2 separate regions of the Homo sapiens genome follow, and region 2 is linked to region 1. The links are chromatin loops, found by intact Hi-C in ENCODE. Cell type or tissue: MCF 10A. All regions are shown on one strand. Links, peaks and the distances in the headings refer to the core of each region. The heading gives the core; the rest is flanking DNA.

Region 1 (5,397 bases), core at 66-5,065:
CCTTCCTTTATCATCTTCCCAAACTACTATTTTCTCCCAAGTTATTAGTCATCTGTGTTATCATGGTTCTTTTGCATATCTCCTTTTTAATACTTATATCACCGTATAAATTGTTTTTTTCTTTGGGGGCTACTAGAGAATAGGGATTACTTTATTCATCATTGTATCTTTAATACTTGGACTGAGATATGGTAAATACTTGGTAAGTAACTTCTGATAAATTATAATATGAGAGAGAAACAAGTAAATCAACACATGTAATACAGCGGAGTATGTGCAATGTTGACATTACACAGAGAAGAATGGAAGAGAAATCCTAACTCCTCCTGGAAAGAAAACAGTTAGAGAAAGCTTTGGAAAAATATTGGCGTAAGTTCTGAAAGCACAGGAGTCACTAGAGTAATACACTGTAAAAAAGTGAAAATTTAGAAAAAAAAAAGTCATATAAAAAATACACATAGAAGAGAGTATGATCATCAAAATACTTGTGAAAAGTTTCTCGGTTTAGCTGATGGTTGGATCACATACGAAAAAGTGTAAAAAGAAGTTGTAGAGACAGGCAAAGCCTAGGTGGGGAAATGCCTGCTTATATCATGGAAGGTCATCATTTTTTTTCTGAAAGCAATTAAAATCTATTGAAGACTTTAATTGAAAAAGCTGTATGTTAAGATATGCTCTTCAGAAAATATTTATTAAAAACTGCAACATACTCATACACGAAATGAATATGTATATATTCAGCTCATAAATGTATTTTTTTATGTAGCTTATTAATTGATTTGTTAAATGACAACTGTGTGCTAAAGACAGAAAGTGAAAAATGATTTGAGAAATGACCATAAATGTGCTTTCTGGTTTGTAAAAGGCTTTAAAAAGAAAACTGTACTTTTGTTATCCTGATAAAAGCATTAGGACTCCATCGTATTTTTTGTGGCTTCATGAACATTTGGAATTCTAAGATAAGAAAGAGAAGATAGCTTTAGCTTGATCTGAAACATTATAGAACATTTTGTATAAGCCCTGGTGTTTGCTACTTAATGGGAACAAGGCTATGGAATCTCTCACACAGTTTAAAGAACTACTTTTTTACTAAAACACATAAAAGTCACACACACACACACACACACACACACACACACACACTCTTTTCTCCCATTTCAGCATTTTGCTGCCTTAATCCAATTTCCATTATCCTCCAAATACTATAATAAGAGACATGCTAAGTCAAGCAGAAAAAAATATTAGCAAGAGATATGGAAGAAATCAGCCTACAAATACGATATTCTCTCCTAATTAGAGGTGACTGTTCTCAAAACCCTCATCTTCTATTGTGAGTTCTTGGCATCTTATCTATTGAACATGAAAACTGAAATGTTTCCAAATAGTTCAGACCTTTACTTGACATTTTAACACCAAAAATATCTCACATGTGTTCTCCAATTTCCAAAATCAATAAGTTGAATCAATAGCAAAATAACGCTAATTTTCTGCATCATCTTGGAAAAAAGTAAAAGTGAAGCATTCTAAGCAAAAGGAGAAGACAGGCAATCGCCCTGATCAATATTAAAAAGTGGGAATAATTGAGTGTTTTAATAATCCCAAATGCTAGAAAGTGAAAAGAGAAAGGAAATACAGGTAGCTTTGGTTACACACAAAAAATGTATTTTTAGTGTATACTCCAACATCACTCCCTGTAGCTGACATTGTTGTCTTCAGTCCAGATTCCTTTCTATCTTTTTCTCTTTTTTTTTTTTTTTTTTTTTTTTTTGACTCTTACACTGTGTCCCTCTCCTTTTTGTGTGTGCCATTGCCTTTTCTGGCCCACATCATTGATTTTCTTTAGTGTATGGTACAAAGTTTGCTGGATCTGCTTATCCTTATAGTGAAAAGCAAGAAGCCTGGAAGTTTATGCTCCAGTTGACCAATGACTGCAGGATGTGAAACTTCAAAAGTCTAGTTCCATCATCTGTAGCATAATTTACCCAAAGTCATCCCCCAGGATCAGGAGGAACTACCTGAATCACACTCTGTGGAAGTTTGTCTGAATCACACTCTTGCTGGGATTATTTTTCTTCCTTATCCTGCTTTCGAAACATTCTCGCTGGTTTCTCTTGGCAACAGTTCCTTAATAGTTGTGGGGAAAGTTTGAGAATTTCAAAGACAGAACAACTGAAACCTTTACAAGAGCTTACACCATACCCAGAAATTTTAAAAGGCAATAGAAATGAAAGAAACATCAAATATCAACAGTAAAGTTTATTCTTCATCTTTGAGCTTATCAGTGTTTTAAAACACGACTAGTTAGGAAGAACACATGCAGCCAAGGTTTTGGTGGACCACCCAGGTCTACCTCAGAATCCAGGAACTCATCTCTCCAGATGCTGAGAGTTGTTTACTGATGTCTCACAGCAAAATGATTTGTTCAAGGGTAAAGCTCTCTTTAGGGGCAGCTTCTGACAATCGGTTGATTCAAGGTACAAAGACTAAAGCTTTTGCTTCATTTTGTGGTATCTCTAGACAGCCATTTAAGCCTCAGAGTTCCCTGAGAGATTAACTGAGGTTACTGTTGTAACATCATCACAGTTTAACTCTTTTCCCTGACCAATCTTGCTTTGTTCATCTTTTACAGATATTGTTTCTGAGAGTACATCCCAATAAGTGACATGCATGACAGTGCCTTTTCCAGCACAGAATAGGCCACTCAAATAATAGGTCTTGGATTCCTACTGGGACATGATATAGAAGGAGGGACATATTGTGACTATGCAGTCAGAACAATTCTTTATAATTTTGGTTTATGTCAGATACACAAAATCATAAACTTGTGCAGGCCCAACAGCAATCCATCATAAGATGGAAATGGAACATCTGGGATCTGACAAGAACAGGGTCAAGGGGCACAAGTAAGATGCACGAGCAGATGGCCCAGAGGGCACACCATTATCACTTCCGCATTTATTCTTTGGCTCCTGCTTATTGCTACATGTCAGGAAGAAGGATATCCCTTATGGCCAACTGATGTAGGATAAAAAAAGGCTGGCTTTGTTCACAGAACAGTCTGCTCAGATGCGAGTACAACAGGAAACTTCTCCAACACTACAGCCCCTGAAAGGCAGCAGTGAGTAAAATCTTCCCGAACGCTAGAGCTTTGTAAGATACATGTTGTCATTTACTTTGTGTCTAAAAATGTGGCAGGAGGCAAACATATACAGCAATTAATGGCAAGTGTCAAATGTCTTTACTGATTGGTCAGTGATGTTAAAGAAAATAAAATTAGAAAGTTTCAAACAAGGAATTCATGGGAAGAGAGATGTAAGTAGGTCCATTCAGAGACACAGTATGAAGATCTTTTTATCATATATTAACAGGTTTAAAGGGTATCCACCACTGACGATTCCTCAAATAGCCAAGTAGACGGATTAACAAGCAGTTGATACCAGCCAAACACTGTCATGACCCACCAAAATACTAATACAATAGCCAATAGCAGAAGGAATGGAACCTGTAAATAGGTTCAACAGCATAAATTCTATCTCATCAAAGCCAATTGAGTTACTGCTACTGCCAAATAACTAAAATTTTCAACAATATAGACCAACAATGGCACCATCCCTTACGAAGACCAACTAGTCATTTGGTGATGGACTGATTACACTGATCTCATCTATCCTGGGGTAAAAAGCAAATTATCTTGGTAGAAATCAACCAATATTCAGAGTACATATTCATTTATTCTTTCCACATGGCCTCAGCATCACCACGCAAAGGCTTACAGAGTGTTTGATTGAGCAACATAGATTCCTACATTATATTTCATTCAAGAGAGTGATACGATTTACAGCAAAGGAGGTTCAACAGTGGTTATATAACCGTAAAATCCATTAGCCTCTTCACATATTATGCTCAGAAGCTGCCGGTCGACAAAATGAAATAGGCTTTTGCAACCTTGGAGCTCAGACCCTGAGAGTATAGGAAGCCATCCTACAAGATACAATGTATACCTTCCTTAAACTTTCTTAAATCGATGAACATTATATGTTACTGTATTTCTAATAGGTTGAACACATGAGTTCAAGAATCACATGGTACAACAAACCCCCATGGCATGAGTCTACCTATATAACAAGGCTGCACATATACACCTGAACCTAAAATAACAGTTTAAAAAAATACATAGATACAAATTATTTCAAAAAAGAACCACAGAGTGGAAGTTGGAGTGGCCTTATTTCTTTATCATTCCTAGTGAAATTACTGGGAGAATTTGTGTTTCTCTCTCCTACAACTCTCAGTTCTTTGGTTCTATGTCTTACACTCCATAGTACGGATGCTTCTACCAATGGCCACAGCAAGAATCCTAGTAACAAAATATGATATATCCATACAATGGAATAGCAAAATGGCAAATAAAAAGCAAAAACAGAACTGACACATGATACAACATGAGTAAAACTTGAAAACATTCTGCTAAGTGAAAAAATCAATCATGAAAGATCACATATTTTATGACTTTATTTAACAATTGTGTTACACACTGGACTCTAAGTTTCTTGAGGAATGAGACTATTTGCCTTATTTACTCCTGTAATCTTTAGTTTCTTACACAGTACCTAATGCAAAGAGAATATAAAATAAGTACATGTTCAATTAAATATATATTTTAAAAGCCCCTGGAAATTGGTATTTACACCCTGCATCTAATAGAAAACTCTTCAGTCAACAAGACAAGACATTTATGTCTTTAATAAGCTACCACTTTGCTTTTTGACATAATTTTACCAACTTTCAAATTTGTATGGATATCTATGTATTGGTTATAAAGAAAATTCAAGTTATGGAACTTGTGGCTTAAAGCTATTCATTAAAGTTTAATTAAAACTGTCTTCAGGAGCCGGGTGTGGTGGCTCACACCTGTAATCCCAGCACTTTGGGAGGCATAGACAGGCAAATCACTTGAGGACAGGAGTTCAAGACAAGCCTGGCCAACATGGTGAAATCCTGTCTCTACTAAAAATACAAAAATTAACTGGGTGTTGTGGCTGGCACCTGCAATCCCAGCTACTAAGGAGGTTGAGGCAGGAGAATCACTTGAGCACAAAAGGCAGAGTTTGCAGTGACCCCAGATCTCACCACTGTACTCCAGCCTGAGCAACAAAGTGAGACTCTGTCTCAGAAAAAAAAAAAAAATCTGTCTGTCTTCAGTGATGTTAGAAGTTTTGCACAATATAGTTTTGATAGTCTTCAAATCAATGCAGTGTGTTCATCTGTTTTGTAGATTTTAAACTTAAATACTGTGTGAAATGTCTGACACGAATGTGTTGCTAGTAAAGATGAGATTAGAGTCAGGCCTTCAGGGACATAACAAACTTTGCTATTCTGCATCTGGGGAATAATATC
Region 2 (5,397 bases), core at 110-5,109, 60 kb before region 1:
CAGTTGAGCCCCAAGACCAGCTACAGTGAGGTCTGACATCTCTCTCTTCTGTTTCCCCTCAGGAAGAGAAGCTTCATCAATGCCTTGAAGACCTTCTGTCTTAGAACCTGTAAGATGAAGTGAAGCTACATGGCCCAAAGGGGTAGATTGTGACAGACACAGAGAAGAGCTTCTCAGATCCCCGCTCAAGAGAGGACTATCTGTCCACTTCTGATGAGTGTGATCAGCTGACCTTCTAGCTGTTAACTCATTAAGAGTCACCTTAGATTCCAAGGCAAAGTCCTTTCCTTTCCTTTCCAAGGTGGCTTTTGACCAATGGTTTTCCAAGGTGGTGTACAGGAACCTAACCATCTCTCCTCACAAAGGACTCCCTAATGAGCAATCTTTACTCTGTTGCTTAAAGTCAAGGAGACTTTATAGAGTCAGCATCAAGGTCTGACAACTCCTCCTAACCAATTCCACTTGCATCCCTCTCTTTCCATGGTTGTTAACAATAAACCTTTCACACACCTAACTTCTTATTATCTGCTTTCCAGAAAACACGGCCTGCCTCAGCCAGTCAAACTCTATGCATCCTCTTATTTAATTAAGGAAAGATTTTCCAGAAGATTATAGTAATATATTATTTTATAACTAGATATTTAAACATGCAGTTATCTAATTTTAATATAGAAATGATATGTGTGTATATACACAGAAACACACACATATCAATAATAGCTATGATAAAGTAAGATATTTTCATCAGTCTCATGATAGATTACAATATTGTCAACAGAGAATAAAAAATATCAAAAGGAAGATTTATGACTGAATAGTAAGGCTATTCGTTTCCAACTTGCCTGGTGAAAAAGTCATAATTGCTTCACCTTCTGTCAACAGCTATCTTCTAGTAAAATAGATTTTTAAAAAAGGAAAAAGTGTTTATAATTAACACCTACAAATTGACAGATGTACAAACTTGGAAGCCCAACAATGACAGAAAGAAGATGAAATATATTCTGATCTTGAGCACAATTGCATGAATTGTTTCAAATGGGAATTTATAATTTCCAATTAATTGAAATACAAATTAATTTTAAAAATTATTTTTATAACATAATAAAAGAGTTCTTAATGCTGAGTATTAGAGAATACAAAATGTATTTGAAATGTGCTCTGACAAAGTACTTATTCTTCATAGAAAAAGAAAATATAATCTCTTTGTCCTCCCATAATTATGATGGTAATACAATTTATTATGCTCTTTCCAGCACATGCTCACAGAAATTATGACCGTTATAATTTTGTTGGGCATTTTATGATCATGTCTTCAGTGATATTTATCATTTCATGAACAATTGGCAGTTAAATAGGTTCAAACATTAACATTTTAATTCATCTGCAGATTTATTTCAGAAATAAGCTACACGCAATGTGGATTCTCTATTATAACTTCCCTTGAGCAACTATAAACTTAAACATGTAACTATCTTTTATGATTTTAACTCTTCTTGAGAATGGGCATTTGAAATTTTAATATTCCAATAAAGAGAGATTTCTTGAAAATTATAGTTCTAAATGTTGACATTATCAAAAAAGTGAATTAAATTCGGTTTTGAACACAAGTTTAGTAAAATTATTTCTCGGATAGTTAAGAATTTTGCCCTGTGGCATTACAAAATGAACTAAACCATTGTGGGTACAAAGCTGCAAGGGTCTATATAAAAAAGTAACTTTACCTGTGTGTTCTATAACATAAGAGTTTTATAACTTCCTAGAGTTTGACAACTTCTACATTGAAATGTACATTTTAAATGATAATCATCCTAAGGATGAACTATTTTTGTCCATCACTGCCTATTGATTCATTGTAGCTTGTATTGAGGCCATTTAATCAGAGCCAAAAATATCAAATCAGTGATTTACTTATTAATTCTAGTAGAGAATGATTATTTAAGGAGGCTTTGATCAAAGCACTCTTCACAGAAGACAAGTATGAATAATACGGGCTAATTTGTGGGACTCAGAAAGAAACTAAACCCTAGAATAGGCTAGTAAGGAAACTGGCAGAATCTGTCTCTTCAGAAATAATTAAGACTAGAGTAGACATTTTCCACTGAGTATCTTTTAGCTTTACAACTCTTTGATTCTGGTATGTCTGTGATACTTATTTCTTGAAGATCATGTCAGCAGTTTTCATCTAATGCATTTGACAAAAAATGTGTCATGTGAGGTACTTTTTATATTAATTCATAGGCTATTTTTCAAAGCAGTTTTAGGTTGACAGAAAAACTGAGCGGAAAGTACAGAGTTTCCATTTACCCCTTCTTTGAACCATTCTCTGCACAATTTCTCCTACGATTGACATGCTGCATTAGTGTGGTACATTTGTTACTATTGGTAAATCAATATTGATAAATTACCATTAACTGATGCCCATAGTTTCATTAGGGATCACTCTTTGTGTTGTACAATCCCACGGGTTCTGATAAAGCATAATATCCTGTGTCCTCCATTAGAGTTTCAGGTGGAATAGCTTCACTGACTTAAAAATCTCCTGTGTCCCACCTATTCATCCCTCTCTGCAACCACTGATCTTTTTTACCATATCTATAGGTTTTCCTTTTCCAGAATATCACATAGAGTAGGAATCACACCATATGTAACATTTCACACTGGTGCTATCTTTTCAGTGCTGGATCCTCCCAGCTTTATTTATCAGTGTACCTCTCAAAATACAAAGTCAAGGATCTCAGAAAGCATGTGCTTTATAATATGTGACACTTAAATTTAAGAACCTACTTCCATAGGTTTGATTCTGAAGTATAATGACAATGGTGGTAATAAATAACATCAAGTTCTATCACCAAGGTCTAATATGAGTTTATTTCAATTTCAACTTACTTTAAGGTATGCCTTTTCTATCCTAGTGTACATTTTTTTTTTGGTCCTTATTTTACTCCTCCTTCTTCAGGGAAATATTCACTTTGAGGAGAATTAAGCTAGGGCTGGGCAGAAGGGAAAATGGAGAGCAGAAATTAGTGCTTGGAGTGGAGGAGTTCTGAGAGTACCCTGCCCTGGACCATGGCGGATGATCTGGTGGCTATGCTGGGTGCCTGTTGGATACCTAAAATAGAGCCTCGGTCTTAGAAACAGCTTCCATTTCTTAGGAATGCTTTTCTAAGGTATAAAGGGTGCCTGAAGGTGTGACACAGCAAAGTCAATGGACCAAATATTAAGAGCTCTGACCTAGAGATAATTGGTGAAAGCCCTAAGGCTGTGGAAAGAGAAACCTACTCTTCAGTCTCCAACAGTCGCAACACTTTCCTAACTAGATTGGAAAGTAGGGAGAATCTGGATGTTTTGGTCTATCTAAAATCACTGAGACTCTTGTATAATATTAGAGAGGTGGAGAAGGCTCGTCTCCCACAGCAAATTACTAACAGCGAATTATTGGTCAACCAGATATGTACATGGAGGCTTAGAGTTGATTGATCTGATATTGCAAACTAAAAAGATGTGGCCGGGCGCGGTGGCTCATACCTATAATCCTAGCACTTTGGGAGGCCAAGGCGGGTGGATCACCTGAGGTCAGGAGTTGGAGACCCACCTGGCCAACATGTCGTAACCCCATCTCTACTAAAAATGTATATATAAATATACACATTTTCCTCCTCAAGCCCACTCCTAAAACTGTTTTTCCCTTGTGGATATTTGAGACTAAAAATGAAAGCTCTTTTTAACAGAAAATCTTGTAAATTTCATACCTATAATGAATAAAGCCAAGCACTACTTGGCACACAGATGGTGGGAAAAAGAAAAGAAATGGAAAAAAAAACAGAGAGAGAAAAAAAGAAGAAAAAAAGAAAAATATGAGCAAATTTGAATACCGGAACAGGCCGATGTTGAAAATAACACTTACTTGAAAGCATTATTTTCAACTTGAAAGTTATAGTTTTTTTAGAAAATATTAGAAACTTTTAATATAAAGTTCTCCCAAGAGATGTTTGCAGCTGGCCCAATGTACTCTCCTGTCTTGTTAGAGAACTAGTAAGCAGATTATCTTTACAATTAGAGTAGGTAGAGTGTTTGCTTCATAGATAGAAACGTAAGAAGTAGTCAAGCCAATAGAAGTTAGAAGTAGTCAGGTCAATATTTTCTAACAGAATGAAGAATAAAAATTAGTCAGTCATTTCTACCATTGCTAGTTATCATGTTTTAGCACTGTTGTATATGTCTACATATCTTCTTTTTCATCCTCACATAAACTCTATAAATCTGGCCCTAGTATTATATCCATTTTATTTTATTATCATTTTTTTTTTAGAGATGAGGTCTTGCTCTGTTGACCAGGCTGGAGTGCAGTGGCATGATTGTAGCTCACTGCAGCCTTGAACTCCTAGCCTCCAGCTATCGTCCTGCCTCAGCCTACCTAGTAGCAGGGACTAGAGTCACGCACCACCATGCCCAGCTATTTTTTATTTTATGTTTTGTACAGATGGGGGTCTCGTTTTGTTGCCTAGGCTTAAAACTATTTTATAGATGGGAAAACACATCTATAAAATATGATGTGTTTTACACAATTCCTTTACATATTGCAGAGACAGCCAGACAGGGGTAAAACGACATTCAGGCTAAGGCAATAGTAGGATAGAAAATACACACTTAGGCTCTACATGTCACCTGTCTGTTTTTTCATTGACTTACTTTCTTCATTGAATAGATAAATGTATTACAGAAAAATATACTTAAAACCAACATGGATCTTTCATAACAATGTCATATATGTTATTACATATTTACTTTCAAAGCAGATGAGGTAAACTGATGTGGTCAAAAGATTAATAAATCCTTTTAGAATGCAGGACTTCTTCCTTAGAGGATCAATAAAACTTCCATTTTGCTCTTCATAAATTCATTCCTTATTTTTAAAAGCATTAGTCATATTATGTTAGTCACACAACTCAGATGGTTGCATGTGTTGTTAAACTACCCGCCTATCTTCAAGGTAGTAATTTATAAAAATCTATTTAATTTGTATTTGTATGAGGATAAAAAAATAATAATAAGACATGAACCTGAGAGGGTTCTTGACATCTTAAACTGGGATTCTTATCAGAATGTCTTTTTCTCCTTTTTTTAAATCTTTTCTGCAGAATGCACTATTCTCCCCCTTTTCTTCACTGGATCTCACAAGTTTTAGGAAGCTATACAAACTATCTATACAAACTTTCACAGATATGAGTGTTCACAGATTCACAGGTATGAGTGTAGGTAATGTACTGTGCCAATACTGAGGAAGATATAGAGATCTGTGGTCTGCTTCTTGCCTTCAATGAGTTTATCATTCATTTACTAAGACAACGTATATATTAAAAGGAAGTGACGACAAAAGGCACATATGAAAAATGAGCC

Evidence for each region. Peaks named below come from ENCODE experiments on the same cell type or tissue, not always from the same donor. Only the 100,000 strongest peaks of a DNase experiment are listed, where the experiment ranks them.
Region 2: a loop joins it to region 1, with 4 times the contacts of the local background. A loop is called at or near these places in 1 of 110 quality-filtered maps.

Annotation. Positions count from the first base shown.
Region 1 is chr3:94,691,780-94,697,176 of GRCh38, reverse strand. No RefSeq gene overlaps it. Among named protein-coding and RNA genes, the nearest start is that of LINC00879, 240 kb to the left of the region's middle. In MCF 10A, for the core only: no CTCF peak of the experiment used is centred there; a DNase peak (open chromatin) is centred at 2,076.
Region 2 is chr3:94,751,651-94,757,047 of GRCh38, reverse strand. No RefSeq gene overlaps it. Among named protein-coding and RNA genes, the nearest start is that of LINC00879, 180 kb to the left of the region's middle. In MCF 10A, for the core only: no CTCF peak of the experiment used is centred there; no DNase peak of the experiment used is centred there.